6 separate regions of the Homo sapiens genome follow, and regions 1, 3, 4, 5 and 6 are each linked to region 2. The links are chromatin loops, found by intact Hi-C in ENCODE. Cell type or tissue: B cell. All regions are shown on one strand.

What was found. Peaks named below come from ENCODE experiments on the same cell type or tissue, not always from the same donor. Only the 100,000 strongest peaks of a DNase experiment are listed, where the experiment ranks them.
Region 1: it touches region 2 in a loop (31-fold over the local background); 4 of 110 quality-filtered maps call a loop at or near these places.
Region 3: it touches region 2 in a loop (26-fold over the local background); 68 of 110 quality-filtered maps call a loop at or near these places.
Region 4: a loop joins it to region 2, with 7 times the contacts of the local background. A loop is called at or near these places in 81 of 110 quality-filtered maps.
Region 5: it touches region 2 in a loop (21-fold over the local background); 9 of 110 quality-filtered maps call a loop at or near these places.
Region 6: a loop joins it to region 2, with 14 times the contacts of the local background. A loop is called at or near these places in 96 of 110 quality-filtered maps.

The regions. Positions count from the first base shown.
Region 1 is chr11:61,291,940-61,296,939 of GRCh38, reverse strand. It overlaps VWCE (von Willebrand factor C and EGF domains), which reads left to right and starts at 1,624. Exons shown (of 20, transcript NM_152718.2): 1 at 1,624-2,012. The coding sequence starts at 1,903. RefSeq lists silencers at 1,545-1,614, 1,795-2,104, 2,545-2,804 and an enhancer at 1,871-2,573. In B cell, a CTCF peak has its summit at 2,055; DNase peaks (open chromatin) are centred at 1,459, 2,109 and 2,589; H3K4me3 peaks cover 1,882 bases.
Region 2 is chr11:60,828,204-60,833,203 of GRCh38, reverse strand. The region is part of intron 2 of LOC105369322 (a long non-coding RNA gene); the gene reads left to right. Among named protein-coding and RNA genes, the nearest start is that of CCDC86, 11 kb to the left of the region's middle. In B cell, CTCF peaks have their summits at 1,808 and 2,007 (motif pointing left); a DNase peak (open chromatin) is centred at 1,993; H3K27ac peaks cover 265 bases.
Region 3 is chr11:61,128,073-61,133,072 of GRCh38, reverse strand. VPS37C (VPS37C subunit of ESCRT-I) reads left to right here. Exons shown (of 5, transcript NM_017966.5): 5 at 534-2,816. The coding sequence ends at 1,253. Among named protein-coding and RNA genes, the nearest start is that of CD5, 28 kb to the right of the region's middle. RefSeq lists an enhancer at 2,982-3,276. In B cell, CTCF peaks have their summits at 2,898 and 3,101 (motif pointing right); a DNase peak (open chromatin) is centred at 3,142.
Region 4 is chr11:61,169,644-61,174,643 of GRCh38, reverse strand. It overlaps a transcript of LOC124902678 not described here. Among named protein-coding and RNA genes, the nearest start is that of VPS37C, 11 kb to the right of the region's middle. In B cell, no CTCF peak of the experiment used is centred here; no DNase peak of the experiment used is centred here; H3K27ac peaks cover 1,232 bases.
Region 5 is chr11:61,383,156-61,388,155 of GRCh38, reverse strand. No RefSeq gene overlaps it. Among named protein-coding and RNA genes, the nearest start is that of TMEM216, 6.9 kb to the left of the region's middle. RefSeq lists a silencer at 2,333-2,492. In B cell, CTCF peaks have their summits at 2,194 and 2,398 (motif pointing right); a DNase peak (open chromatin) is centred at 2,395.
Region 6 is chr11:60,885,006-60,890,005 of GRCh38, reverse strand. No RefSeq gene overlaps it. Among named protein-coding and RNA genes, the nearest start is that of PRPF19, 19 kb to the left of the region's middle. In B cell, no CTCF peak of the experiment used is centred here; a DNase peak (open chromatin) is centred at 2,295.

The sequences.
Region 1 (5,000 bases), 460 kb before region 2:
AAGACCAGCCTGGTCAACATGGTGAAACCCCGTCCCTACTAAAAATACAAAAATTACCTGGGCATGGTGATGTGCGCCTGTAGTCCCAGCTACTCGGGAGGCTGAGGAAGGGGAATTGCTTGAACCCGGGAGATGGAGGTTGCAGTGAGCCGAAATCGTGCCACTGCATTCCAGCCTGGGCGACAGAGAAAGACTCCATCTAAAAAAAAAAAAAAAAAAATGGGGCCACACAGCTTCAGGTAGGGAGACCACTTGGCAGCTTGTGTTTAAATAACATAAAAGCACAACAAAAAATGCCTGCTTTTTTTCGTTCTTTTTTTTTTTTGAGATGGAGCCTTGCTCTGTCGCCCAGGCTGGAGTGCAATGGTGCAATCTTGGCTCACTGCAACCTCTGCCTCCTGGGTTCAAGTGATTCTCCTGCCTCAACCTGAGTAGCTGGGAATACAGGCGCCCGCCACCATGCCCAGCTAATTTTTGTATTTTTAGTAGAGATGGGGCGTCACCATATTGGCTAGGCTGGTTCTGGAACTCCTGACCTCAGGTGATCCGCCCACCTCAGCCTCCCAAAGTGCTGGGATTACAGGTGTGAGCCACCGCGCCCGGCCACCTGTGGTTTTTCTTTACTGCAAACTCAATGTGTCATAATTAACATCATGGGGTTGCCAAAAACGTAATATTAGGGTGCATTAGTAAAAGTATGGTGTCTGCAGGAAGGAGGCACGAGTCCAGGCCACCGCTGGTACGCCATGTCCATTTGTGGCCACCAATGTTAAGCACCTCAGTAAAGGCAGAGGTAGCAGGAAGGCCAAAGGAACAGGGATTGTTCAACTGGGAAGTGAAGACACTTTAAAACAAATGTGGTTCAAAACTGGATTGGGCCGCTTCTTAACAGATAGTGAGTTTCTTACCCCTGGAAGTATTTAAGCAAAATCTTGACTAATTGTGGGTGGCTAAGGGAAAGATTACTGCATGGAGCAGAAGGTAAAATCAGTTATCCTTTCAGCTTTCTCCCAGCGGGATGATTTTGATTTCCGCACCCCTTCTTTGCCTAAATCCCTAGGCAGCCCCCCAGTCTCTGACCACGGCCTGGGGCAGCTGCAGAAGGGGCAAAGAGGAGCCTTCCAGATCTGCTGCTGCCTCTCCACTGCCAACGGCGCCAGCTGCTTCCTGGTCTTGCCACCAGCAGTCGGGAGGCCGGCCATCTGCCCCCTGGGTGCCCAGAGGAGCCCGGGGCTTCAAAAGTGGCTAGGGCCCCAGGCCAGGGAGCGGTTGGACCCACAGATCAACGCACTCCGGCGTTAGGGTGCAGACCTTCTGGCAGGCTGGGGGCAGGCCTAGAACTGCTCAGCGGCACAGCGACCTGGCGTCGTGGGTTCGAATTTCCACGGTTCCCACCTCGTCACAACAAGGCGTCTCGGGTCCCACCGACAGGGGCCATGCCCGGGGCGCGCAGCCTCTGGTGCTAGCCTTGTTCCCGAAGTCTGTTTCCTCCCGGGGCCTCGGTCTGACGCCTTCAGTCAGCGCTTCGCAGGAAGCCGACTCCCAAACCGGGGCAGGGGGTGTGGGCCGAGGGCGAAACCCCGCCCCCAGGGGTCCCTGATCTTTGCCCCCGCCCCGGGCTCCGCGCCTCTCGGAGAGGCATCAGCAGGCGGGCGGCGTTGCCTTTGTGTGTTTCGCTTCGAGGTGCCAGAGACCCTCCCCACAATCGTCCGCCGCGTCCCCTCGCGGCCCTCGGCCCCTCCTCTCGGCGTCCCAAGCCCCCCTGCTCAGCTCTGCGTGCCATTTCGGGGATCGCTGGTTCGCTCCCCACGGCGCCAGGAGGAGGGGCGAGGGCCGGCAGCCCCCTCTCCCGCGCGCGGCGCAGGAGCCGAGCCCAGCCCGGGGGACCCGCCGCCGCCGGTCATGTGGGCCGGACTGCTCCTTCGGGCCGCCTGTGTCGCGCTCCTGCTGCCGGGGGCACCAGCCCGAGGCTACACCGGGAGGAAGCCGCCCGGGCACTTCGCGGCCGAGAGGTAAGCGCCCGGAGCTCCTCCCCGCTCCCCCGCCCGGGAGAGCGCTACCGGCGTGCAGTCGAGAGGCGCGGAGGGGCGCTCAGGAGCCGCAGGCAGCCGCGTGTCGGGGCTTCCTCTGGGGTGCTATCAGCGCGGGCACAGCTCGGGGACGGCACAAAGAGTCAGCAACTTGTGCCTCTAGGCGGGTGCTCATCGTGCCCCCCTGGCTGGGGCTGTCCAGACTGGGACCTGGGAGATCGGAGGTCCAGGCGTTGGGTGACTCCTAATGTGCCCTGGAGCGCGGACCTCTGGAGAGGGGAGCCCAGGACGTGCCATCTGGTCTCCGGACTGGCTGGCTCACCCCCCAGCGTGCCCGTGGCTCTGCCCGGGCAGCGCCTGGCCTCCCCTGCCGCGCGGGGCTTTCCCTGGGTCTTGGCCCTACGAACTTCATGGACCTTGGAACAGCCGGGGTCTCTGGGTCACTTTTCGTTTTCTGTCCGTGCGTGTGCGCGCGTGGGGGTGGGGTGCATGCCCCTCCGCTGTCTTTCGCGATGGATGCCGCCCTCCGCACGTGCTTTCCCCCGGGCCGCGGTGGGGCCGTGCGCGTGTGTGCGTGATGCTCGGAGCTAGGGAACACTGTGTCAGCAGGCGGCCTGGCCCGCGGCCACGTCCTCCGGGGGGCGCGCAGCGGGGGCGGCCCGGCCAGGCTTGTAGCTCACACGTGTGTTCCACAGCCACCGCCAGTTCCTGCTCAGAACCTGCCCCGACTCCCCGGCGTTCCACAGGCTCCCACCACCTGTCCCTCTGTCACCAGCCCTAGGAGGCTCCTTAGGGCGCTCTGGCGGGTGCTCGGTCCCTGCCCACCTGAGAGTTCGACTCCATCAGCCTCCCTGGGCACCCTTTTATCTGCCGCCTTGGTGGCACTGCCTGTCCGTTTCTGAGAGTCCCAAGGCTCCGCTCATTCGCCCGGTCCCCTCCTTCTCAGGCTGCTGCCATAATCACTCCAGCAAGGGGGTGGATGAGACTTCACTGCCAGCTCCCGCCAGCAGGAGGGCCCCCCCTTTCTTCTGTGATGACCTCAGAGAGGGAAAAAGGCCCCAGGGACAGCTTTCCTCAGACTTTTGTGTGCTGCCATTGCACCCTGAGCTTCCCTTTCCGGAATACTTGTCACATTTTGGCACAGATTTTTCTCCCCAAGAACACGCTAAGTTTGCCTTGTCCCATGTCCCCAGTGCCCAGCGCAGAGTGGGTGCTTTACAAAGTGCCTGCCTCGCAGAATCATCTTCCCTCCGCTCTGAACATTGGTGGAACACCATTGGGAAGGGGTTTCTTGTCCCTTTTCTGTTGCGGTGGGGTTGGAAGCTCAAACCAGGCTGGATTTCATCACCCTCTGTCCAGTCCATGACTGGAGCTGGTTGCAGTTGTCCTCTCTGTCCCCCTCCAGGCCTGCAGTTGTGCTGTTTCCCCTGCTAGAACACCCTCTCCCTTCCTCTTCTTTTGCTGGCTGCCCTACTTTTTTTTTTTTTTTTTTTGAGACAGAATCTTATTCTGTCACCCAGGCTGGAGTGCAGTGGTGCGATCTCGGCTCACTGCAGCCTCTGCCTTCTGGGTTCAAGCGATTCTCATGCCTCAGCCTCTCGAGCAGCTGGGACAACAGGCACATGCCACCACACCTGGCTAATTTTTTTTTTTTTTTTTTTTTTTTTTGAGATGGAGTTTTGCTCTTGTTGCCCAGGCTGGAGTGCAGTGGCGTGATCTCAGCTCACCGCAACCTCCGCCTCCCAGGTTCAAGCAATTCTCCTACCTCACCCTCCCAAGTAGCTGGGATTACAGGCATGCGCCACCATGCCCGGCTAATTTTGCATTTTTAGTAGAGTCGGGGTTTCTCCATGTTGGTCAGGCTGGTCTCAAACTCCTGACCTCGGGTGATCCGCCCGCCTTGGCCTCCCAAAGTGCTGGGATTACAAGCGTGAGCCACCGCGCCCGGCCTGTATTTTTTTTTTAGTGGAGACAGGGTTTTGCCATGTTGGCCAGGCTGGTCTCAAACTCCTGACCTCAAGTTATCTGCCTGCCTTGGCCTCCCAAAGTTTTCTCTCTCACCTCAGCCTAGATGCTGCCCTTCCAGGAACCCCCCCTGACCCTCCTCAGGGCTCCACAGTCTGTCCCACTGTGGCATTTGTCACTCTATGCTGTTATCACCTAGCTCCTGGTCTGCCCTACTTTCCTTGAAGGTGGGGGCAGTAGTTTGTTTATGGCTGTATGGTCACGCCTTACTCAGCACCCAGCACCAGTTGGATGCATCTGGCTTCCTGCCCTTTCTGGACCTCATTCCTGCTTGAACAGACCCCTACTGCCTCCAGTTTTGGGCAGCTCATTCATGACCCCACACCCACCCAAGAGATGTCACCTATGCCATTGCCCTTCTCAACCTTTCCCTCAACAGCCATTTATTGAGCACCTACTACATGCCAGGCACTCCTGTACGTGCTGGGGTAAATAGATAAGAAACCCTTGTCATCAGGGAGTTGTAGGGGAGACAATGAATTAATAAATTAAAATCTAATGTCACAGGAAGTAAATGTTGTGGAGAATAAAGCAAGGTAAGGGTGGACAAGGAAGGCCTCTCTGAGAAGGTGCCATGGGCAGAGATCTGGGTGAAGGGAGAGAGGAAGCCCAGTGTGTGTCTGAGGAAGAATCTTTCTCTCTCTCTTTTTTTTTTTTTTGTTTTGAGACGGTCTGGCTCTGTCACTTAGGCTGAAGGGCAGTGGCGCCAACTTGGCTCGCTGCAACCTCTGCCTCACAGGCTCAAGCCATTCTCCCACCTCAGCCTCCCGAGTAGCTGACCCTACAGGTGTGTGTCACCATGCCCAGCTAGTTTTTGTGTTTTTAGTAGAAACGAGGTTTCACCATGTTGCCCAGGCTGGTCTCAAACTCCTGGGCTCAAAATGATCAGCCTGCTTCGGCTTCCCAAAGTGCTGGGATTACAGGCGTGAGCCACCACACCCAGCC
Region 2 (5,000 bases):
TGGGGTTACCTCCCAATAAACCCGCCATAAAGTTGAAAAATCCTAAGTTGAACCATCTTAAGTTGAGGACCATCTGTGCTTGGTAGTTGCTCAATAAATAATTGTTGCAATAAAAAATTGTCGGATGAATGGTTATGAAACAAACATCTAGTGGGCAAAAGTTTTGATACTGATTTCTGGAGAGAATTTTGCTAACATTACCATGTTCTAGTTGTTATGATAATGTAAAATTACTTTCTGGATAAGGACAAGTTCACATTGTGGTGGTAATTTCTGGAGAATAATTGTTAAACGTTCCCACTTTTTCTTGAAATAACACAAAAGAATCATTAGGAAAGGTATAATGAGTGTTAGGGACACGTCAGGTCCATACTCAGGAGCTTGTTCAAGGAATTGGTACCTGGACACTCTCTAAAAGGATTTGATATCAGTCAACAAGGAAGAAGTGATTCGAGTAAACCTTCCTTTGTTGCCTGGCATATGCTGGGTATCATAGGGACCACAAAAAATGTAAGATGTAGATGCTGTCTTCAAACTGTGTTGAGTCTAGCTGGGGAGACATAAGATTGGAATCTATATACAGATAGCCCAGTAAGGCAAGCTAGGTCCAGTGGTGAAACTGATAGGGTTTCACCAGCTGAGGTCCCCAAGGGTGAGAGAATGTCAAAGAAGACTTCCTGGAGGAGGCAAGTTAAAGGGGATTATGGGTTGGGCAGGTGGACAGCTTCCTGATCCACTAATCAGAGGAACACTGAAACCACAGGGATCCATCAGAAATCTGCTGCCTGTTAACTCAGGTTTCCACCTGCAGCTTCTCACATAGCTGGTGGAAATGAAATTGGTGTCCCTTTTGCCAAAATAGACAATGCCCCTAAGTAGAAAGAAAAGCTACTCCTCCCCAGCACCAGCCTACCTCTGTGGGGGTATTTCTGCAATGTGCATTGCAAGTTGCTGCATCCACTGGCCAGTCTGGCTCTGAGATCAGCCAGCTGGCAGCCTCTGCAGTGGGCATGGCTGGGCAGCCTGAATTCTGAAACCAATTAATGCACTGCAAAGGACGGTTTACCAAGAAGGTATCTGCAAGCCTTAAAAAATATCTCCTAAAAAGTTGTCCACTTGTAGTCCCAGCTACTCGGGAGGCTGAGACTGGAGGATTGCTTGAGGCTATGAGTTTGAGGCTGTGGTGAGCTATGATTGCATCAATGCATACCAGCCTGGGCAACCAAGTGAAACACCGTTGCTGTAACCACAAGCGCCTGAAAACAAGCAATAAATATATCTAGAATAAGACTTGTTATTGCTTCTGCAGTAATTTCTGCTATTTACAAATGAGGGAGAGTGGGTGAGCAATGCTTTCCAGTTATGAGTCAGGGAAGAATCAGGAAAGACAATTCCAAAATCAGTTAGAGTCCTGTTGGTGCGTGTAATACATCTCCACTTTGAACATGAAGAAAGGGGGTTACGATTTGTATTAATGTGAAAATGGCTTCTTGCCATCCTCACTCAGTTGAAATGAGACATATTTGACTATCAATTTGGAAGACTGCCAAATTTTTAGCCTGCCCCAGGCATCCAAGTGTTTCTGATCCGTCCTCTAAGCAGGACTTGTGCCAGGCCACACAATCCTGTTGGTGATATAAGACTAAGAATTCATGTGGAATAACCTCGAAATGCCCCAAAGGCCATGAGTAGCTCCTGGAGTGAGGATAGCTCAGGGTAACCACAACTGGAGGAGCGGGTGTCAACGGAAGCCCAAAGGTACCAGCTTAGTGTCTCTGAACCATGACATTCCTGGCTGTTCCCTCCTTGACCAATTCTGTTCCATTCTGCAGATAAATATCTTTCTGAATGCAGCCTTGAGTGGAGCTGATCCTGCTGGTACCAGTAGCCTCAGCAGGTGCCCGCAAATATCTGAGACTGGTATCTGCCTGGCCAGGGCATTCATGAATTCTTTGCCCAGAGCAGGTGCTCAAGTTCAGTGCTCGATGCTACGCCGCCACCTGGTGGCCGTATGTTGCAAGTCTCTGGAGCTGCCTGCGTGTAGAGAGCCACTCTCCCAGGGTTTACAGGGATATAATTTATCCTCCAAACAGGAACATCTGTTTAGATGCGACACTGGTTGCAAACTAGGTCTATGCCACGGGGACATACGGTGACTGTTTTGGAGTCTCCCAGTTACTGGGATATGCATTCCGCCATAGGCTGTCATGTGACAGAGGTGGGAACCGGGAAGCGCTGCTCTGAATGTTTGTCAGTGGCTCGATAGTCCTCTTGCTCCTCCAGGGCGAGGTGTCTGGGTTGTGTCATTTCCTTCTGAATCAGTGCTATATGATTTGCTAATGTGAGGCCTTGGGCAAGGTATTCAATAAGGCAGCACTTTCAGGTGTCTTCTAGAAGCAGTCTCTATTCTAAGGTAGAGCTTTACATATTACATATATTAACTCATAGAGTCTTCACCACAACTCTATGAGGTGGGAATTAGCATTAGCCCCATTTTACATTTGAGGAAGTGGAGGTCCAGAGAGGTTAAGTAACTTGCCTAATATCACACAGCTAGGGAAGGAAAGAGCCGAGAGTCAAACCCAGACTGTCTGGCCCCTGCGTTGGCACTCTTGGCCATCATATCTTCTGGGACTCAGTTTTCTCATCTATACATAGACTATGTTCTTTCCAACATGTACATACTTATGATAAAGTTTAATTTATAAGTTAGGCTCAGTAAGAGATGAAAAATAATGGAATTAAAATATACTATAATAAAAGTTATATCACTTTGGGAGGCCGAGGTGGGCGGATCACTTGAGTTCAGGAGTTTGAGACCAACCTGGCCAACATAGCAAAACCCCGTCTCTACTAAAAATAATTTAAAAAGCCAGGCGTGGTGGCACGAGCCTGTAATTCCAGCTCCTTGGGAGTCTGAGTTAGGAGAATCACCTGAACCCGGGAAGTGGAGGTTGCAGTGAGCCGAGATCACACCACGGCACTCTAGCCTGGGCGACAGAGGGAGTCTCCATCTCAAAAAAAAAAAAAAAAGTTATGTAAATGTGGTCGCTCCAAATACAGTGTACTCAACTTTTTTTTTTTTTTTTTTTTTTGAGACAGAATCTCGCTCTGTTGCCCAGGCTGGAGTGCAGTGGCGTGATCTCGGCTCACTGGGAGCCTCTGCCTCCCAGGTTCAAGCGATTCTCATGCCTCAACCTCCCAAGTAACTGGGATTACAGGCATATGCCACCACACCCGGCTAATTTTTGTGTTTTTAGTAAAGATGGTGTTTCGCCGTATTAGCCAGGCTGGTCTTGAATTCCTGACCTCAGGTGATCCACCTGCCTTGGCCTCCCAAAGTGCTGGGATTACAGGCATGAGCCACTGCGTCCGGCCAGCTATTTCTGGATTGTGGTGGACCACGGATAACTGAAATCACAGAAAGTGGAACCTCACGTCAGGGGGGACTCCTGAATACATTCAGATTGCTTACTACCTGTATACTTGTCTGCACTGAAAATTTTTCCGAGAATTGCTTGGGTACCTTGGGTTGGGATGGAATACATTTTTCCCATTTGCATTCATGAAAGTATATTTCTTTTTTAGACAAAGTCTCACTTTATCACCTAGGCTGGAATGCAGTGGCGCGATCTTGGCTCACTGCAACCTCTGCCTCCCAGGTTCAAGCAATTCACGTGCCTCAGCCTTCTGAGTAGCTGGAATTACAGGCGTGCGCCACCATGCCTGGCTAACTTGTGTATTTTTTGTAGAGACGAGGTTTTGCCATGTAGGCCAGGCTGGTCTCGAATTCCTGACTTTAAGTGATCTGCCTGCCTCGGTCTCCCAAAGTGCTGGGATTACAAGCGTGAGCCACTGTGCCTGGCCGCATTCATGAAAATATTTTTATTTAACAGCTTCTCACTTAGCAGCAGGGTTTCCAGTAACAAATCCATTAAGTGGGGGAACAGGTGGATACTTGTCCATCCACACATACAGACGTGAGACACCTAGGGTCCCTGCTGTGCACACACACGGACAAGATATGCAACTTTAGTCACTAAATCCTGGTGGATGTGACCCAAGCCACATGTCAACTTTTTGTTGACAGCAAAACAGCGACATTGAGGGATGTTTCTTAGACAGAAAGAGCAGACCCATCTCCATGCTGGGGTGTGTATGAGGATGGGGGTAGTGACCTCTGGGGCTGGGTGTTACAAAGGGAAGGCCAACCCTGCAGCCAGGAGAAGGGGAAGATCGCAGAGCCCCAGAGGTCAGATGCTGGGAGGAGCTCAGCTCCCAGGATCAGCAGATGCCTTGAGTGCAGGCTGTGGCTGGGGGCTGTGGGGCCTGGTGGGTGGATCCTGGGAGTGGCTGCTGTGGCCGTGGGAAGTTCCTGAGCTGGGTTCAGGTACTGGAGTCGGGAGAAGAAGGAAGGGCCAAGGCCACTCGCCTTTAGTCAGCCCAGAAGCAGCCCATGTGACCCTGTGATCCTTTTAGGTTTTCCTTCTGTGCTTTCTCTGGCGATCCAGGCTTTCCTCTCTGCCCACAGCCCTCCACAGACCACGTGGTGGTAGCCTGAGCCCCCAGACCTTGTGCTTTGGGCTGAGTCCTTCTTGTAGCTCTGGTCTTCCCTGAGGAGAAGGTTGCCCGGGAGTCGTACCTGGATTCTGGGGATGGATGTGATCTCAGCCAGGTCACCTTAGTTCTCTGGGCCTCAGTTTCCTCATCTGTGACACGTGGTCAGTCTCTTCCCTGCCCCTTCAGGCCTGTCATGAGGGTCGGGGGAAGGAGCTTGTGGAAGCCCCTTGATGGAGGGAGCTGCTGTAACCACCGTCTCCCAGCGCATGTAAGGCTATAGTTGTCAGCCAGGATCCAGAAGCCTCACCGCTGCCCTTCCTTCCTGCAGCATCGGCTGCCACCACCAGAATCTGGCGGCACCATGCGGCACTTGTCCTAGTCAGTTCTACCTTGGTGCTGAGCTATAAGCTTTTGTAAACATCTTCTTCCCTAGCCACCTC
Region 3 (5,000 bases), 300 kb before region 2:
CCCACTAGCTGAAGCAGAAACGGGTGACAGTGGACAAGGGCAGCTCGCAGCCCTGGATGGTAGGGCAGCACAGCAGGAGGCCCCCAGGGGCTGAGGCCAGCTCCCTACTCCACTCTCCCTGCTTCCTGCTTCCCTCCGGCCACCTCTTCAGCCTCTGTGGGCAAACTGGTGCTGTCCACTCTGTGTCTGGGTGGAAGAAGCTTCTAGGCCCTCCCAGTCCCTGGGCTAGTGCTCATCCAGGTGTTCAGCACATATATGCAGTGGCCACTGTGGGCCTGGCATGATGCCAAGGTGCCAGGACAGAGGTGACCACGACAGAGACAGTCCTCGCCTTCAAGGGACTGACATTCTAGTGAGGGAGACAGTGCATGTACCATATGTCAGCTGTGAGAAGGGGCGTATGGGCAGGGAAGAGGAGGGGGTGCCTGAGGCGGCGTGAGGTGGGAGGGCTGCAGCTGAACTCAGACCCTGGGGAAAATCAAGAGGCCTTGATCCCAGCTGCCCCTGTTGTCACTGGACCTTATGTCTTCCAGGCCATGGCTGAGAAGTTCCTGGAGGGCGAGGTGCCCCTGGAAACGTTCCTGGAGAATTTTTCCTCCATGAGGATGCTGTCCCACCTGCGCCGGGTTCGCGTGGAAAAGCTCCAGGAAGTGGTGAGGAAGCCCAGGGCTTCCCAGGAGCTGGCCGGCGATGCCCCTCCACCCCGTCCACCACCCCCGGTGCGCCCAGTCCCCCAGGGAACACCCCCTGTGGTTGAAGAGCAGCCGCAGCCACCATTAGCCATGCCTCCCTACCCTTTGCCCTACAGCCCATCCCCCAGCCTGCCTGTGGGCCCCACTGCCCATGGAGCCCTGCCACCGGCCCCTTTCCCAGTAGTGTCCCAGCCCTCCTTCTACAGCGGGCCTCTGGGCCCCACTTACCCGGCAGCCCAGCTTGGACCCAGGGGTGCTGCGGGTTACTCCTGGTCCCCACAGAGGAGCATGCCACCCCGGCCGGGCTATCCTGGGACCCCAATGGGTGCCTCTGGGCCTGGGTACCCCTTGCGGGGAGGCAGGGCCCCCAGTCCTGGTTATCCTCAACAGTCCCCATACCCCGCAACAGGAGGAAAACCTCCCTACCCAATACAGCCTCAGCTCCCCAGCTTTCCAGGCCAGCCCCAGCCCTCAGTGCCCCTGCAGCCCCCTTATCCCCCCGGGCCCGCCCCTCCCTATGGGTTCCCACCACCGCCGGGGCCTGCCTGGCCTGGGTATTAGACACACTCCTGGCCCTCGGCCCCTCCCTAGTCCCACCCACGCTCAACCTTTGGCCCAGCCATCGCCGAGATTCGAGGGTCAACTGGAAGTGGCGTTGGTGCTCCCTGTGGACTTGCGTCGGCACCCAGAGGCCTTGGAGGGACAAGGCACTGGGCGGTGTGACTGGTCATGGCACTTGCTGGCCTTCTGGCCAGAGGTCCTCCTGGAAGCCCCTCCTTTCAGTGCCTGGCTGCAGCGGTGCTAGCCAGGCTGGAGTCCAGCACCTCTCGCCGGTGTCTGTGTGAGTGAGCGCATGTGCGCATTTATGAGCATCTACTTGCGGCTGCACTCAGGGCCATTTGAACCCAGTGCAGAGTTATCTCTATGAGGAGGCCCCGGGTCTCCAGCCCCCTCCATCTCCCCTGGGGTTTGGCATATTTGACATGGAGCCCCATGCCAAGGGATGCAGCTGTTGGTGTCTGTCCAGTCCATTCAAGGCTAGCCTGCCCATGCACTGTGGCAGGGGTTGGATTGGAGGGAGAGAACAGAGTTGGGAAAAACAACAGGTTTGAGTCCTATAAAGCCATAATTTAACTCCAGTAGCTGATGTCAGACAAGCTTGTCCTATGTCCTATTTGAGTGGCAGCAGCGCCAGCCCAGCAAGAAGGCTGGGGGTTGTCAAGGTTGTCCCCAGACCTTGCTTGCAGTGGTTGGAGAACCCAGGGGGCTGCCTTGGGCCCTCTGGCCAGAGGGAAGCGGGCAGCTCTAGCCCTGGAGATTGTGGTCACATTGGGGCTTGTTTAGGATTGGAGGGCCAGGTCACCTCCCCAGCCACCCTCCCTTCTCTCCTCTGGGGTCCCCACTTTAGGGCGACTTTGCCCGAGGCCCACGCATCCATCCACTCCTTTAGTGCCTTGAATCTCATTCACAAGCAGCCCCCTCCCTTCCCCTCCCCTTCTCACTCTGTTGATGTAATCCTCCCACCCCCAGTGTCCATCCTAAGACAGGCATCAAAAGAGGCCCTAACTTTACTTCCCAAATGGTGCTTTTTAAAAAACACCATCACTACATTAGGGGCAATTTTTTCACACCTCCCTGTCTTCAGAATGTAAAGGGTGGGGATTATGTCTCTGTTTAATATGCAGCCCCCTGCACTGTGGGGTTTGGGGCATGTTCAGTAATAAGAATGAATACAATAGACAAAGGGGGTGTGATGAGTGTTAACTTGGTTGTTCCAGAGGTAAACCAGGTCTCAGGGAAGAGCCTGGAGCTGCTATTGCTTAGGAAGTTGTACGTGCCTTGAAATGTCCACTACCTGAGGACGCAGCATCTGGTGGGCCCGGGGCTGCTGGGGCCAAGGAGGGACCTTGACCTTCTGGTGCCTGCCCCTCCCCGGCCTATGTGCCATCCGCGTGACGCTAGGTCAGCGCTGCCGGTTCTTTACCAAATGTGCTTGCTTCTCCTAAGTTATTTATAAAGAGAAATCACTAATGGACTCTACTGGTTTGAGTGCTTCTGAGCTGGATGACCGACCGCCTGTATGTTTGTGTAATTAATTGCCATAATAAACTTTGATGAGTCACATGTGGTGTGGTGTTGCTGGGTTTGAGTGAAGACGTGGCTGCATGTGGGTGCCTTGAACTCTTCTGCAGCCTTCAGATCGTGCTCTCTGGAGGGGCCTCTGTGATTCACATCCCAAAGCCCCATCCGTCTGGATGTCAGCCCTCCCTTGCCCGCTCGCCCCAGGGCTGGCCCTGGGAGTATTTACCTTCCCTCTCCCGCTCTTCCGCTTTCTTTCTTAGCCGTTTTCCTATTGGAGCCTACGTTTGCCTGGTCCTGGACTGAGAGCAATGGCATGCAAGGCCACAGGATGCCACGAGGGGGCGTCTGGTCCTCAGCCTGCTCGGGAGGTGCTGCGTTCCTGCCACCTGCCGGGCTGGCGGGATGTCGGCGTGTGGGCCTGTCTGTGAGCCATCTAATTCTAACCTGGGCTTGCAGGATGGGCTCAGAGGAACAGCAGGCCGCTAAACTGGCTGCGGCACCAACAGTCTTCTAGGCCTTGGCCCAGCCTGCCTCCCTCCCCAGCGTCGCCTCTGCTGCTGAGCTGCCTATCCCGAGGCCAGGGAGGGCGTCTTCAGCTCAGCAGGAAGGGCAGCTTGGAGGGAGTCTGAAGACCAGGCTTCTAACAGTCCCTCATGTCAGCCCTCCGCCTCTCCTTCCCCGCAAGGTGACCGGGCGGCCACCTGTGGAGGATGCCTAGAGATGCCCTGAAGTCGCTATGGCTGCAGGCTGTACTGTGCTTTCAGGCGCATTATGTCCTGGAGTCCTCGCAACAGCCCTTTCATCCCCAGTTTAAATGGGAGGAAACCACAGGGCAGGTGGTTCGGTGAGCGGGTTGCACAGCCTTAGGAGGAGGTGGGACTTGGACTGGGTCGGTTGGATTTCAGAGGCTGCAGGGGCTCCTTCCCCCTGCCTTGGTGGTGCCAGAAGTGCCTCCCGAGGACAGAGCTGAGAGTCTCTGGGCTCTGGTCAAACGTTTACTGCCCTTCACCCCCAGCTGAACTCTGGCTTTGCCTTGCAGGTGTCCAAGGCTGAGGACACAGGACATCAGGGACAGCTGGAAGCAATTTGGCTTTGTAGGAAGAGGCTGCAAATCTCCCTCTAGGCGCATAGTCAGGTCACCTGCCTTGGGTTGGTGCCAGAGTGGTGGCAGGGGGCACGGAGGGGCTGACTTTCTAAGAAAGGACCATCATGAGCTGCCTCAGCTGGTCAGCCCGCGTGTCCCACCCTGTGCTCTTTGCTTCCCCCTCTCCCTGGCCACCTCACCTCAGAGGGCAGCACACACAGGCGCTCCTCACGCCTCCCTCCCTGCATCCCTGGGAGATCACTGGCTGCTTTTCACCAGACTACAGTGGGCCTCCCGCTGCAGGGGGACAGACCCTGAGCATCAAATTTAGAGTCTCAAGAGATTCCTAGCTTAGGACACTTTGCTCTGCTGGATGTGGTGAGGCCATATAAATGTCATGTCCTTACAGCTCTCTGTTCCGCTCTGTACTCCCAGATCCCTGGGTGCATGATAACTTTTTTTTTTTTGAGACAGAATCTCACTCATCTGGCTCCCAGGCTGGAGTGTATTGGCGCCATCTCAGCTCACTGCAACCTCCGCCTCCCGGGTTCAAGTGATTCTCCTGCCTCAGCCTCTTGAGTAGCTGGGATTACAGGTGTGTGCCACCATGCCTGGCTAATTATTTGTATATATATGGTTTTTTTGGAAAAAAAAAAAAAAAGCCTGTTGCCCAGGCTGGAGTGCAATGGCAAGATCATGGCTCACTGCAGCCTTAAACTCCTGGCCTCAAGTGATCCTCCTGCACCAGCCTCATGAATAACAGACTATAGGCATGTGCTACCATGCTCAGCTAATTAAAAAACTCCTTTTTTTGGTAGAGCTGGGGTCTCACTTTGTTGCCCAGGCTGGTCTGGAACTCCTGGCTTCAAGCAATCCTTCCACCTTGGTCTCCCAAAGTGCTGGGATTACAGGCACGAGCCACCATGCTTGGGCACATGGCAGTGTGAAAGCTAGACTTTTTGGTCCTTGGTATCCTTGACCTAATGTGCTAGAATCAGGGGTTGCACGCCCACTCATTGGCCAGGTCACATGATTTACGCAGGAACATAATTTACGGAATGGGCAGGGTTTGAGGGACACACAGGTGAGTGGAAGGGCTGGCCCTGCTCTAGCAGGTTGCTGGGATGCAGGAACGGGGAGGT
Region 4 (5,000 bases), 340 kb before region 2:
CGGGGGGCCCCTGTGATAGCACTGGGGGAGATTAGTCAAGAGCGTTTACTTTCCTCTTGGCCCTGTGGGTGTGCTGGGCGTTCCAGCAGGAGGACAAGCAAACCCCAGGGTTCCTGGTGGTGGCAGTGGCACCCACTGTGCCTCTTGGAGCTGGAGCTGGTGATGATAACCAGCTTATCTACATGGCCCTGGGCCCAGAGCAAACTCAGCTCTATTGACACCTCTTATTTTCCCGCCTCAGTTTGCACATAGCCCCAGGGCTTGCCATTCTGGGAAAGGGGTTGATAATTCATTGCTGGTAACTTGCTCCGAGTCAACAAATCAAGTGTGTGATGAGGTCATGGTGTGTAACTTGTGGCCTCGATGGCCTGGTTGACGATGGTGTGTTCAGGTGTGGACGGAAGACTGGAGATGGAAAAGTAGCCTTTTATTGAACTTGGTTACCTTGGGCCTTTGCAATTCCTGTTCTCCCTGTCCAGAAGGTTCTTCTCCCAGCTTTCTGCGTGGATGGCTATTCAGCCATCATCTCAATGTTCCCTCCTCAGTGATGCCTTCCATGGCCACTCTGGTCTCCCAGCTGTAGAGCCTGACTTGGAGGAGCCCTGGAGACACCTATTGAACGCCTTTTCCCATGTGCTCTTTGTGGGCGCCCTGTGAAGCTGATAATGTCTCCAATTTATAGATGAGGAAACTGAGGCTTAGAGGAGCTAAGTAACTTCCTCAAGGATTTATGGCAAGTAAGTGGTAGAGTCAAGATTTGAACTAGGTCTGTCTGACTACAAATTCTAGGCTCTTGGCCACTCTGCAGCTCATTAGTACTGGGCTTGGGAGGTCAGGAAATGAGGCAGAACAAAAGGAGGAGAGGACGGGTGGGAGGAGGAAGGGATAATTGAGGACAGGTCTCATCTATTAGGAAATATTCATTCTTTCAGTGAACACTTGAGGGTGCTCGAAGCCAAGTTCATAAATTGCTCGCTGTTTATGAATAGCCTTGCAGACAGGGCCATGGAGGACATTGTACAATTTGTGCCCAGAACACAGGTGTCAGGCCATGGGGGAAGAAGACCTGAAGTCAGGTCATGATTCACTGCTGAGCCATGCACCTGGGCAGCTGCAGCCACCTGGAGGAGGCCAGCTTTTTCTGAATCTAACGAAGGCTCCAAATGGGCTAGCAGTGGCCCTGAAGTCCAGGAAACAAAACATTTAGAAAGGTAATGTGGCAGCACTGCAATAGAGGCATGCCCTGGGCATCCTGCAAAGAGGATGCCCAATGCTGCCTTAGGTGGAAAGTTAGGAAGTCTCCCTAGTGGAGGTGGCAACTGAGCCGAGTCTCAGTGGATGAGAGAACTTTGCCAAATGGGCATGGGGAGGAGGGAACACCAAAGAGGGCAGCACTGGCATGATAATAGACCTAAAGGATTGTAAGTCACCTGGTAAGGTTAGATGGTAAGGGTCATGGGCCCAGTTGATGCATGATATTAGTCAGCATGGGCAGTATATGCTGCAGTAACAAGCAACACCCAATTTCACAATAAGAAGGTTTCTCTTTTGCTTTCCCTATATGTCCATTACAGGTCATCTAGGGCTCTGGTTTGAGACGTTTTCACTCAGAGATGCAGACCGATGGAGACTTCACCATCTATGGTGTCACTGGTGGCCACAGCAGGGGGAGAGGCACATGCCAACTCATGCACCGGCCACATCAGAAGTGTCTGCAGGAGTGAAATGGGTCACCACTATTTGCACTTCATTGGCCCAAGTGACGCCAAATTTCAAGGGATTATGGAAGTATAATTCAACATGGTTTTAGAATGAGGACTAGGAAACTCTGGAGAACACTGCTAATGATTTACGGCTTAACATGGGGAAGGAGAGCAAGGACTACATCATGGTAGGCTTTGAGTGCCATGGTTAGGCACTTGGAATGTTTCCTGTAGGCAATGAGGAGCTTTGGGTGGGTGGATGAGGTATGAGCCTACAAAGAAGGGAGCAGAAGAGAGGAAAGTGAGGTTTAAACATGAGAAGGGCGCCAGAGCCAAGAGAAGAGGAAGGAAGCACGAAACATCAAACAGAGAGGGAAGCCAGAGAAACGGGTTGGGGAAGCACTGGACAGTGAGTGAAAGTCAGGCCCTCCGGTCTCCAACCCTCCCTTTCATTGGAAAGAGAGAGACTGGGGAGAAAGGGTTGGTGGGAGGAGGTGGGGAAGATGGAGACCAGACAGACATTTTGAGGGGTTGCTTAGACTGGAAAATCAAGACTTCGGTGGAGCTTGAGGGCCAACCACAAATATCTAAAAGTTTTTTGCAAAAACAAGGGACTAGACTTATTCGATAGCAAATGTTCAGAGTAGCATAGGGACAAAGACTGGGAATTATAGGGAGGCGGATTTAACTTTTATTTGATAACAACTTCTGTTATCAACTTAAGCTTGTTATTTGAACTATGTACAAGCACCTTGCAGGGGTGAAGAGGCGTGTAATGTTTTGAAATGTTAATTTCCTTCCTGTTCTCATGGCTGAAGGAAAGAATGAATGAATATTTAATACTGCAGGCTAGGGCAGTGCTTTGAGGGTGACAGGTGACAATTAATGGCTTTGTGGTATTCTAGGACTGTACTGAAGAAAACCCCCACCCAAGCCGGTGTTTAGAAGATGAAGTTAAATGAGAATGGGGAGGTAAATAGAGGGGTAAGTGCCATGTTAGAAATGAAGAGGAAAAAGCTGGGTGTGGTGGCACACACCTGTAGTGCCAGCTACTTGGGAGGCTGAGGTGGGAGGATTACTTGGGCCCAGGAATTGGAGGCTGCAGTGAGCTGTGATCGCACCACTGCACTCCAGCCTGGAAGACAGAGTGTGACTCCATATCTAAAAAAAGAAAACAGAAAATCCCCCCAGAAATGAAAGAAGGAGGAAGCCCTCTCTGGGGGAAAGAGGGGTGATGGCTTCCTTACACAGCTGAGGCTGGTTATGCTCCCAATTCTGGGCCACAGAAAGAGGCAGAACTTATGATCCTAGGTAGGTCTCATTTCTGAGCATGTGGCTTTGGGAGGACCTGGCAGGATACCCTAGGAATTGTCCTTGCCCTGGCTTGGGCCCTTGGAGTGGCATCTCTGTGACCTGCCCAGTGACCGAAGGCATTGCCATGTCACCCTGCGGCAGACGAGGCTGTGGCTAAGAGGGTGATCACCATGGTGTCTAAACTCAGCCCCCATTCCCCCTAATTTTCCTTTTATTTCTTTTCTTTTCCTTTTTTTTTTTTTTTTTTTTGAGATGGAGTCTTGCTCTGTTGCCTAGGCTGGAGTGCAGTGGCACAATCTTGGCTCACTGCAACCGCCGCCTCTCGGGTTCAAGCAATTCCCCTGCCTCAGCCTCCTGAGTAGCTGGGACTACAAGTGCCTGCTGGCATGCCTAGCTAACTTTTGTATTTTTAGTAGAGACGGGGTTTCGCCATGTTGGCCAGGCTGGTCTTGAACTCCTGACCTCAAGTGATCCGCCCACCTTGGCCTCCCAAAGTGCTGGGATTATGGCATGAGCCACTGCACCCTGCTTCCCTCTAGTTTTTCTGACTTTGTCCTGGTCTGGAAATCTCACAGGATTCTATGGAGTAGGAGGAAGGAATGAACAGGCTGCTTTGGGAGCCTCCAGGCCTGCACGGGGATCAAGCAGAGGCTGTCTGACCTCCAGCTGGTCCGAGGGCTCTTCTGGGATGCTTCCCAGAAGAGAGACTGCCCTTTCATTCTGATGTCCAGCTAGCCTTAGGGGTTGGGGGGATTTGTTTGACTCCCTGTGGCCTTATCAGCTGATACCATGTCCTTTCCAAAGACTTGAGAACCTTCGCAACGTTCCTGGGCAGGTCCTTGCCCAGAGACCAATACGGATCCAAGTGTAGGGAGCTGCAGTGGCCGCCAAAGCTCAGAGTTCCTGGGGGCTCAACCTAATGGGACGGAGCCTGGCTGGTCGTGGCCGAAAGCTTTATAACAATCACGCCACTCCCTGCATCTTGCTCTTAAAGAGCTTGTGTTGGGGGGCAGGATTTAAATGCCATGGGTGCCACTGGGGTGAGTGCATTCTTCCTCCAGCTGCTGGCTTCTCCACAGATCACAGGTGCGGTGGGACACACCTGTAATCCTAGCTACTGGGGAGGCTGAGGCAGGAGGATCACTTGATGCCAGGAGTTTGAGACCAGCCTGGGCAACATAGCAAAATTCCATCTCTAAAAACAAAAAACAAAACTTAAAAAAAGGGAATCTCTTTATGTCTTTTCTGTTCCATTGAGGGGGTTTTGGCCACTGGGAACCAGAAAGGCTCTCTCCCTCAAAGCCTTTTTAGGATTCCTGATATGATGTTGATAGGAGTAGAAGAGGTGTGGAACATCCCAACATCACCTGAGCTTGCACTTTCACGGGGTTTGAGGTGCTTTTGCTTCTCATGGCACCTATGACTTGTCTTTGGAGAATAGAATACATTGGCCCACAGGTGTAGGGTGGCCCTTAGCCAATGACTGAGGGGTACAGGTGGGAATGTGAAAGCCCAGCTTGCTTGCCTTAGGTTGGGGCAATTTTCAGGCATGACTTACATTCCAGGGCTCCCCTGTGGGATCAGGCTGGAGCTTCCCTCGGCAGGACTTGCATAAAATCACACTTTGGCTTGGCTTCATCCCCTTCCCAGTCCTGCTTCCCTGCTCCCTCCCTCACTGGTTTCCTGAACCACCTTTGAAATAAATCACTTGTACATGAAACCTCATCTCACTGGTTACTTCTGGGGAGCTTGACCTGAGACAGTTTCCTTCAGGCAGCCACTGAGACCCCAGCTATGAGTTCCTAGAGCACCAGGAAGCTTTCCCTGCCATATGGCTTTGCCCCGGCCTGATTTTCTGAACCCCCGGCTGGACCACATGTTCCTGAGGGCAGGGATCTCACTTGACTTGTTCATAAGTCCATGGTCTCTACCTGCCATAACTCTAATTGTCAAAACCAGGCTAACATCCAGGAATTAGGCTGC
Region 5 (5,000 bases), 550 kb before region 2:
TCCTCAATTCTTTTTTTTTCTGTATTATAAGTCAGTAGTCAGGCTGGGCGCAGTGGCTCATACCTGTAATCCCAGCACTTTGGGAGGCCAAGGCAGGCGGATCACTTGAGGTCAGGAGTTCAAGACAGCTTGGCCAACATGGTGAAACCCCATTTGTGCTAAAAATACAAAAAAATTAGCCAGGTGTGGTGGTGCATGCCTGTAGTCCCAGCTATTTGGGAGGCTGAGGCAGGAGAATCGCTAGAACCCAGGAGGTGGAGGTTGCAGTGAGCCAAGATCATGCCACTGCACTCCAGCCTGGCAACAGAGCGAGACTCTGTCTAAAGAATAATAATAACTAATTAATTTTTAAAAATTAAAAAAGTCACCAGGCAATCCTTAAATATTACTTAATGGATGTAAGAACTGCAGTGATGTCCCTTTTCTTTCATATTTTTTTCTTCAATAGTTTTGATAGGTGTTTATCAATTTTATTAACGTTTTATTTTTGTTTTTTATTTTTTTTTATGAGACAGGGTCTCACTCTATCGCCCAGGCTGCAGTGCAGTGGCACGATCTTGGCTCACTGCAACCTCTGCCTCCCAGGCTCAAGCAATTCTCGTGCCTCAGCCTCCTAAGTAGCTGGGACTACAGGCATGCACCACCACACCTGGCTAATTTTTTTTTTTTTTTTTTTGAGACGGAGTCTTGCTCTGTCGCCCAGGCTGGAGTGAAGTGGTGCGATCTCGGCTGGCTGCAAGCTCCGCCTCCCAGGTTCACGCCCTTCTCCTGCCTCAGCCTCCCGAGTAGCCGACTACAGGCACCCGCCACCATGCCCAGCTAATTTTTTTTGCATTTTTAGTAGAGACGGGGTTTCACCGTGTTAGCCAGGATGGTCTCGATCTCCTGACCTCATGATCTGCCCGCCTCAGCCTCCCAAAGTGCTGGGATTACAGGTGTGAGCCACTGCTCCCGGCTTTTTTTTTTTGTATTTTTAGTAGAGACAGGGTTTTGTCATGTTGCCCAGGCTGGTCTCGAACTGGTGAGCTCAGGCAGTCCACCTGCCTCGACCTCCCAAAGTGCTAGGATTACAAGCATCAGCCACCATGCCTGGTTTCTTATTATTATTATTATTATTATTTTATTTTTTTGAGACAGAGTCTTGCTCTGTCACCCAGGCTAGAGTGCAGTGGTGTGATCTCGGCTCACTGCAGCCTCCGCCTCCTGGGTTCAAGCAGTTCTCCTGCTTCAGCCTCCCGAGTAGCTAGGATTACAGGCGCCCACCACTGCGCCCGGCTAATTTTTGTATTTTTAGTAGAGATGGGGTTTCACCATGTTGGCCAGGCTGGTCTCGAACTCCTGACCTCATGATCCACTCGCCTCGGCCTCCCAAAGTGCTAGGATTGCAGGTGTGAGCCACCGTGCCCAGCCTTATTAATTTTTTTAAAAACAGCTTTCGACTTTCTTTTTCTTCATCGTATAAAATTTGTTTTCTATTTTACAAATTTCTGCTCTTTATAATTTCCTTCTTCTTACTTTCTTTAGGTTTTTTGTTTTGTTTTGTTTTGTTTTTGTTTTTGTTTTTTGAGACAGAGTCTGACTCTGTTGCCCAGGCTGGAGTGCAGTGGTGCGATCTCAGCTCACTGCAGCCTCCACCTCCTGGGTTCAAAGGAATTCTCCTGTCTTAGCCTCCCAAGTAGCTGAGATTGCAGGTGTGTGCCACCACACCCAGATAATTTTTGTATTTTTAGTGGAGATGAGGTTTCACCATGTTGCCCCCAGGCTGATCTTGAACTCCTAACCTCAAGTGATCTACCCGCCTCAGCCTCCCAAAGTGCTGGGACTACAGGCATGAGCCACTGCGCCCAGCTGGGTTCAAAGTGTTTTCTAATTTCCCTTATGATTTCTTCTTTGACCCATGGGCTATTTATAAGTGTATTTTATTTTATTTATTATTTTATTTTATTTTATTTTATTTTATTTTATTTTATTTTATTTTATTTTATTTATTTTAAGACAGACTCTCTGTTGCCCACGCTGCGGTGCAATGGTGCGATCTCAGCTCACTGCCACCTGTGCCTTGCAGGCTCAAGCTATTCTCATGCATCAGCCTCCCGAGTAACTGGGGCTACAGGTGCGTGCCACCACGCCTGGCTAATTTTTGTATTTTTAGTAGAGGTGGGGTTTTGCCATGTTGCCCAAGCTGGTCTGGAATTCCTGAGCTCGAGTGACATGGTATAGGCGTGAACCACCGTGCCCAGCCTTATTTAATTTCTGAATATTTAGTGGTTTCCTAGTATGGCAGTTATCAACACTGCCTCAGCTCCAGATTCACTCTCAGTACCTGTTCTGTTCCATGATAACCGGATCGACGCTAAGCATTTATCCCGTACAGTGAGTACAGTGTTAAGCTTTGTCAGCAGAGGGCACTAGAGGGCTATTGCAGAAACAAAGAGGCTCTCCCGGGTTCCAGTGTGCAGCCTTCGGATTTTTCTAAGGAAACCATGGATGTCAACTATGACCGTGATTAGTTACAAAAATGATCAGTTACAAAAACGAGGACTGTAGCAGCGATGCATATTCTTCTTTGCTTCTTACATGCATGTGTTTATTTGTATGTACTGACCATGTCTTTTGCCTCCCTTTGTTATTTTATGTGCAAATTGTTGGAGGTCAACTTTACAATCTAGTTTTTAGGTAATAGACACAGGTAATAGTTTTTAGGTAATAGTTTTTAGGTAATAGGGATCACGACAAATCTGTGGAGTAATCTAGCCAGCTATGGATACAGTGACTGTTTGGACTGTGTGTCTTATCATTTGGGGGAAGGCTGAGAACTTCACTTTTAGAGAGGAGATATCTTGTTAGTAGGAATGTAGCTACTAAGGGAGTTCAAAATTTGTGTAAAGAGTGCATATGGTAGTGGAGTAGCTGGAAGAATGGTTTCTGCCAGTTACCTATTTTTTGCCTCTCAGCTTCATTATTTACCTACCCTTCGGTGTCTGTTAAGCGATAACTAGACTCGAAGCATTTCTCCCTACAATGAGTACAATGTTAGGCTTTGTCAGCAGAGGACGCTAGAAGGACATTGCAGGAAGGAAAGGGCTTGTCTTCTGGTTCCAGTGCACTCCAGCTAGGGGCCTTGCTCCATCGTCCATCAGCAGGGCACGCCTTGGGAGATCTGCTGGTGTTCCACTCCAGCTGCACACCCAAAGCCGGCACTCCCTTGGCAACTTTGCCGATCTGGTCTAGGCCCCGTGACCAACTTGCTGTGGACTCCTTGTCATGGTTGCCGCTTACTCCAGGCCTTCCACCTGGGGCAGCTCCCTAACTCTGTGCACCTGCCCCCTAGTCTTGGCTTACCTATGCCATGGATGGTTTTCCCCAAAGCCCTCCAGGCATGGACAACGTGCGGTCAAGGCTGTGCCCCAACTTCCTCTGTGCGTCTGCTCACCAATCTGAGTTCTTCTGCATCCCAGAGGGTTGATTCCCATCCTCCATATCCTGTGTGGACACCATGCACTCCAAGCACATGGGGCATTCCAGCTCTTTTGATGCATCTGTCTGACAGCTGGGGCTCACCTGCGACCTGGAAGGTTGTTTCCTAGGGGCCTCCCAATGCGGGTGCTATGTGCTCTGGGCAGGTGGTGTTGCTATGTGCTCTGGGCAGGTGGTGTCCCCATGTGCTCTAAGCACCTGCCTACCAGCCTTAGCTTGCTTTTGGCCTGGAGGGTTGTTTCTTGCCTGGCAACTGTGAAACAGCTCTGGCCTGGGCTAATCAGTGAACTTCACACTGCCCAGTGAGTGGCATGCAGTGAAGTCTGAACCCCTGCCTTGGGGGTGGGGACCCTACTGAGTTTGCCCTTCCTTGGGTACTTCCCTCTTTACTTCCTTATAATTCCTCTCTTATTATAGTTTAATACTTTTTTACTTTTTCTATTTTTTTTTTTAATTTTTTTGAGACAGGGTCTTGCTCTGTTGCCCAGGGCTGGAGTGCAGTGCTGCAGTCATAGCTCACTGCAGCCTTGACCTCCTGGACTCAAGCAATCCTTCTGCCTCAGCCTCCCAAGTAGCTAGGACTACAGGCACATGTCACCATGCCTAGCTAATTTTTTCTTTTTAATAGAGACAAGGTCTTGCTATATTGTCCAGCCTGGTCTCAAACTCCTGGTCTCAAGTGATCCTCCTGCTTCAGCCTCCCTAAGTGCTGGGACCGGCTGGGCATAGTGACTCACTCCTGTAATCCCAGCATTTTGGGAGGCCGAGGCAGGCGGATCAGTTGAGGTCAGGAGTTCGACATCATTCTGGCCGACATGGTGAAACCCCGTCTCTACTAGAAATACAAAAATTAAACAGGAGTGGTGGCACATGCCTGTAATCCCAGCACTTTGGGAGGCTGAAGTGGGATGATTGCTTGAGTTGCTTGAGGCCAGGAGTTTGAGACCAGCCTGGTCAACATAGTGAGACCTTCATCTTACTAGAAAGAAAAAATAGAAAAAAATTAAAAATAATCTTTATGTTTACCTAAATACTATCTTTTTTTTTTTTTTTTTTTTTGAGATGGAGTCTCACTCTGTCACCCAGGTTGGAGTGCAGTGTCGAGGTTTCAGCTCACTGCAAACTCCACCTCCCGGGATCAAGCGATTTTCCTGCCTCAGCCTCCCGAGTAGCTGGGATTACAGGCATGTGCCACCACACCCAGCTAATTTTTGTATTTTTAGTAGAGACAGGGTTTCTCCATGTTGGCCAGGCTGGTCTCCAACTCCTGACCTCAGGTGTTCCGCTTCGGCCTCCCAAAATGCTGGAATTACAGGCGTGAGCCACCGTGCCTGGCCTATCTTTTGTTTGTTTGTTTGTTTGTTTGTTTTGAGACAGAGTTCAGGCTGGAGTGCAGTGGCGTGATCTCGACTCACTGCAACTTCTGCTTCCTGGGTTCAAGTGATTCTCCCTCTGCAGCCTCCCGAGTAGCTGGGATTACAGGCATGGGCCACCATGCCTGGCTAATTTTTTTGTGTGTTTTT
Region 6 (5,000 bases), 57 kb before region 2:
CTGACAAGGGCCATCCCAGTGGAAGGTCGGGGCTGGCTGCCTCCCTGGAGTGGGGTAAGAGGATATGAGGTGAGGAAGTGTGGGAGTCAGTGATTATAGACAAAAAATAGTGCTGAGAAGGGGAGCTGAGAAATGGGGTGTTACCAGGAGGGGAGCTTTGGGGGCAAAGTATGGTAGGCCATATTGTGGACATAACAGGAGACCTCCAGGCATGTTTTGCTGGGGCAGTGTTCTGTTGTCAGGGAAGCTCGGCATGCCGTATCTGCCTGGGAGGGTCAGGATGCCTACTAGCTAGGGAAAGCTGAAAAACCCCACAGTAAAGAAACCACTTAACTTATACAAGTTGAATATAAACCATTTAACTTACACCAGTGTTTATTATTAAGAAAAGACCTGGGCCAGGTGCGGTGGCTCACGCCTGTAATCTCAGCACTTCCAGAGGCCAAGGCGGGCGGATCACGAGATCAAGAGTTCGAGACCGGCCTGGCCAAGAAGGTGAAACCCCATCTCTACTAAGAATACAAAAATTAGCTGAGCATGGTGGCAGGTTCCTGTAATCCCAGCTACTCGGGAGGCTGAGACAGGAGAATTGCTTGAACCCAGGAGGTGGAGGTTGCAGTGAGCTGGGATTGTGCCACTGCACTCCAGCCTGGGGGACAGAGCAAGACTCCGTCTTGGGGAAGAAAAAAAAAAAAGACCAATCATACAGTTCTCCCAAGGCAGGACATACTTTAAAAAAAAGTTAGGACAACTGCCTAGTTAAAAGGTGGGCTAACAACAGCTATGGTTTGCAGATGGTAGAATGGGTCACTCGAGTGGGAGAGGGTTGAGGTCGAACTCCCGACCTCAGGTCATCCGCCAGCCTCAGCCTCCGAAAGTCCTGAGATTATAGGCGTGAGCCACCACGCCCAGCCACTCATTTAATTCTTAAAACAACTTTGCCCTTGGCCGGGTGTGGTGGCTCATGCCTGTAATCCCAGCACTTTGGGAGGCCGAGGTGGGTGGATTGCCTGAGGTCAGGAGATGGAGACCATCCTGGCCAACATGGTGAAACCCCATCTCTACTAAAAATACAAAAAATTAGCTGGGTGTGATGGTGCATGCCTGTAGTCCCAGCTGCTTGGGAGGCTGAGGCAGGAGAATCGCTTGAACCCGGGAGGCAGAGGTTGCGGTGAGCTGAGATTGTGCCACTGCACTCCAGCCTAGTGACAGAGCGAGACTCTGTCTCAGAAAAAAGAAAACAACCTTGCTCTTTGCTGTCCAGCAACTCAGCAGATTCTTGGTCCCTGCATAGGACTTCATACCGCTCTTCCTTTGCAGAACGGAGCAGAAGGTGGGAGCATAGTCCTGGCACTGGACTCTCTGGCTTTGAATCCCAGTTCTGGCACTTAGTTGCTGCAAGACCTTGGACAGATTATTTAACTTTTTTCTGTTTGAGTTTCTTCATCCAAAAGATGGGGATAGTGTACTTACTAGAGATATAGTAAGGATTAAGTGAATGTGACAAGTGCTTAGAATAGGAATTGCACATCATAAATGCTGCTACTATTAACTATTACCACTCTCCTGCTCCCTCTCCCTGGAGTCTGCCCTCCCCAGAGATAGACCAAGTCCTTCAGGAAGCCTCTGGAGCCCATTGCTGCCCTGCCAGGTGAGTGAGCTTTCTTGGAGCCCATGGTTCATGCCTTTAGCATAGCTCTGTGTTACCTTGAAGGTGTTTGCGCATTTGTCTTTCCCACTTAGAATCTTAAGAGCAGAACCAGGTATCCGTTGCTATCATTCATCTCTTCAGCTCATGTCACACTGCTGCCAAGTGGCAGATTGAGAGATTCAACCTTGGGGCTCAGTCCAATGCCCAGGCAACGTCTGTCTCTTTCTTTGATAAGTAAACACAGAGGGCTTGACAGAATGTTAGTTATATCAGCCAAAATGAATGAAGAGCTATCACCTCCTGCCACAGCTCACCAGATGTTGGCCCAGCTGCCTTGTAGGTGAACCTTCTGGAAGTAGATCTTGGTTGGGGGTTGGTGGATTCTAAAGGACTCACCTCTGTTGTCTAGCTAGTGAGTTTTGTATTTAGGACCCAGCAGCAGTCAGTAGTCCCAGGTGTCCATAGGGAAATTGTTCGGTGATATTATCAGTGATTACTGCATCTTTTGTGCACTTGGGCCTTTGGTGATCAAACCCTGCTTAGCCTCCGCTATTGAAAGTGAGGAAGCATCTATATTGTTCCTGAGCTTGGAGCACTAACCAAGGAGGTCACCTGGGGGCAGTGTAGTCACAGCAGTCTCCCCAGTAACGTTGGTACTGTGATGGAGCTCCTCACAGTACCACAGAATGACCCTGCCAGACAGGTGGTGGTGTCCCCAGTCTATAGATGAGAAGACAAGCTCAGAGAAGTGCCTTGTTTAGGCCACCCAGTAAATAACGCAGCTAGGGTTTTTAAGCCGTGTGGCTTCAGAGACCAAGCTGATTAAGATAGGCATGGGCAGCTAATGACCCACTGCTCAGCTTTGCAGGAGGTAGTATCATAGTTAAATGCAGGCTCTGGAGCCAGCAGCCCAGGTTTGAATCCCAGCTCTGCACCTTTCTGTGATGTGCATCTTTATGTCTCAGTTTCTTCATCTGAAAAGTCAGTTCCTGGTGCCTACTTCGTAGGGCTCTTGAGAATTTTTATTTTTAGTTTTATTTATTTATTTTTTTAAATAGCATTTCTAATAGAATCTAAACATTGATTGGTCTGACAGGTCTTCTGTGTGGCATTTTTTTGTGTGTTAAATTTCTTAGTGTTTTTTTAAATTATTATACTTTAACTTCTAGGGTACATGTGCACAACATGCAGGTTTGTTACATATGTATGCATGTGCCATGTTGGTGTGTTAACTCGTTAACTCGTCATTTACATTAGGTATATCTCCTCATGCTATGCCTCCCACCTCCGCCCACCCCAGGACAGGCCCTGGTGTGTGATGTTCCCCACCCTGTGTCTAAGTGTTCTCATTGTTCAATTCCTACCTGTGAGTGAGAACATGCGGTGTTTGGTTTTCTGTCCATGCGATAGTTTGCTCAGAATGATGGTTTCCAGCTTCATCCATGTCCCTATAAAGGACATGAACTCATTCTTTTTTATGGCTGTGTAGTATTCCATGGTGTATATGTGCCACATTTTCTTAATCCAGTCTATCACTGATGGACATTTGGGTTGGTTCCAAGTCTTTGCTATTGTGAATAGTGCCACAATAAACATATGTGTGCATGTGTCTTTATAGAAGCATGATTTATAATACTTTGGGTATATACCCAGTAATGGGATGGCTGGGTCAAATGGGATTTCTAGCTCTAGATCCTTGAGGAATCGCCACACTGTCTTCCACAATGGTTGAACTAGTTTACAGTCCCACCAACAGTGTAAAAGTGTTCCTATTTCTCCACATCCTCTCCAGCACCTGTTGTTTCCTGACTTCTTAATGATCGCCATTCTAACCGGTGTGAGATGGTATCTCACTGTGGTTTTGATTTTCATTTCTCCGATGGCCAGTGATGAGCATTTTTTCATGTCTGTTGGCTGCATAAATATCTTCTTTTGAGAAGTGTCTGTTCATATCCTTTGCCCACTTTCTGATGGGGTCGTTTGATTTTTTTCTTATAAATTTGTTTAAGTTCTTTGTAGATTCTGAATATTAGCCCTTTGTCAGATGGGTAGATTGTAAAAATTTTCTCCCATTTTGTAGGTTGCCTGTTCACTCTGATGGTAGTTTCTGTTGCTGTGCTGAAGCTCTTTAGTTTATTTAGATCCCATTTGTCAATTTTGGCTTTTGTTGCCATTGCTTTTGGTGTTTTAGTCATGAAGTCCTTGCCCATGCCTAGGTCCTGAATGGTATTGCCTAGGTTTTCTTCTAGGGTTTTTATGGTTTTAGGTCTAACATTTAAGTCTTTAATCCATCTTGAATTAATTTTTGTGTAAGGTTTAAGGAAGGGATCCAGTTTCAGCTTTCTACATATGGCTAGCTAGTTTTCCCAGCACCATTTATTAAATAGGGAATCCTTTCCCCATTTCTTGTTTTTATCAGGTTTGTCAAAGATCAGATGGTTGTAGATGTGTGGTATTATTTCTGAGGGCTCTGTTCTGTTCCATTGGTCCATATCTCTGTTTTGGTACCAGTACCATGCTGTTTTGGTTACTGTAGCCTTGTAGTGTAGTTTGAAGTCAGGTAGCATGATGCCTCCAGCTTTGTTCTTTTGGCTTAGGATTGTCTTGGCAACGTGGGCTCTTTTTTGGTTCCATATGAACTTTAAAGTAGTTTTTTCCAATTCTGTGAAGAAAGTCATTGGTAGCTTGATGGGGATTGCATTGAATCTATAAATTACCTTGGGCAGTATGGCCATTTTCATGATATTGATTCTTCCTATCCATGAGCATAGAATGTTCTTCCATTTGTTTGTGTCCTCTTTTATTTTGTTGAGCAGTGGTTTGTAGTTCTTGAAGAGGTCCTTCACATCCCTTGTAAGTTGGATTCCTAGGTATTCTATTCCCTTTGAAGCAATTCTGAATGGGAGTTCACTCATGATTTGGCCTGTTATTGGTATATAGGAATGCTTGTGATTTTTGCACATTGATTTTGTATCCTGAGACTTTGCTGAAGTTGCTTATCAGCTTAAGGAGATTTTGGGTGGAGACGATGGGGTTTTCTAAATATACAATCATGTCATCTGCAAACAGGGACAATTTGACTTCCTCTTTTCCTAATTGAATACGCTTTATTTCTTTCTCTTGCCTGATTGTCCTGGCCAGAACTTCCAACACTGTGTTGAATAGGAGTGGTAAGAGAGGGCATCCCTGTCTTGTGCCAGTTTTCAAAGGGAATGCTTCCAGTTTTTGCCCATTCGGTATGATATTGGCTGTGGGTTTGTCATAAATAACTCTGATTATTTTGAGATACATCCCATCAATACCTAGTCTAGGGCTGGGCGCGGTGGCTTACGCCTGTAATCCCAGCACT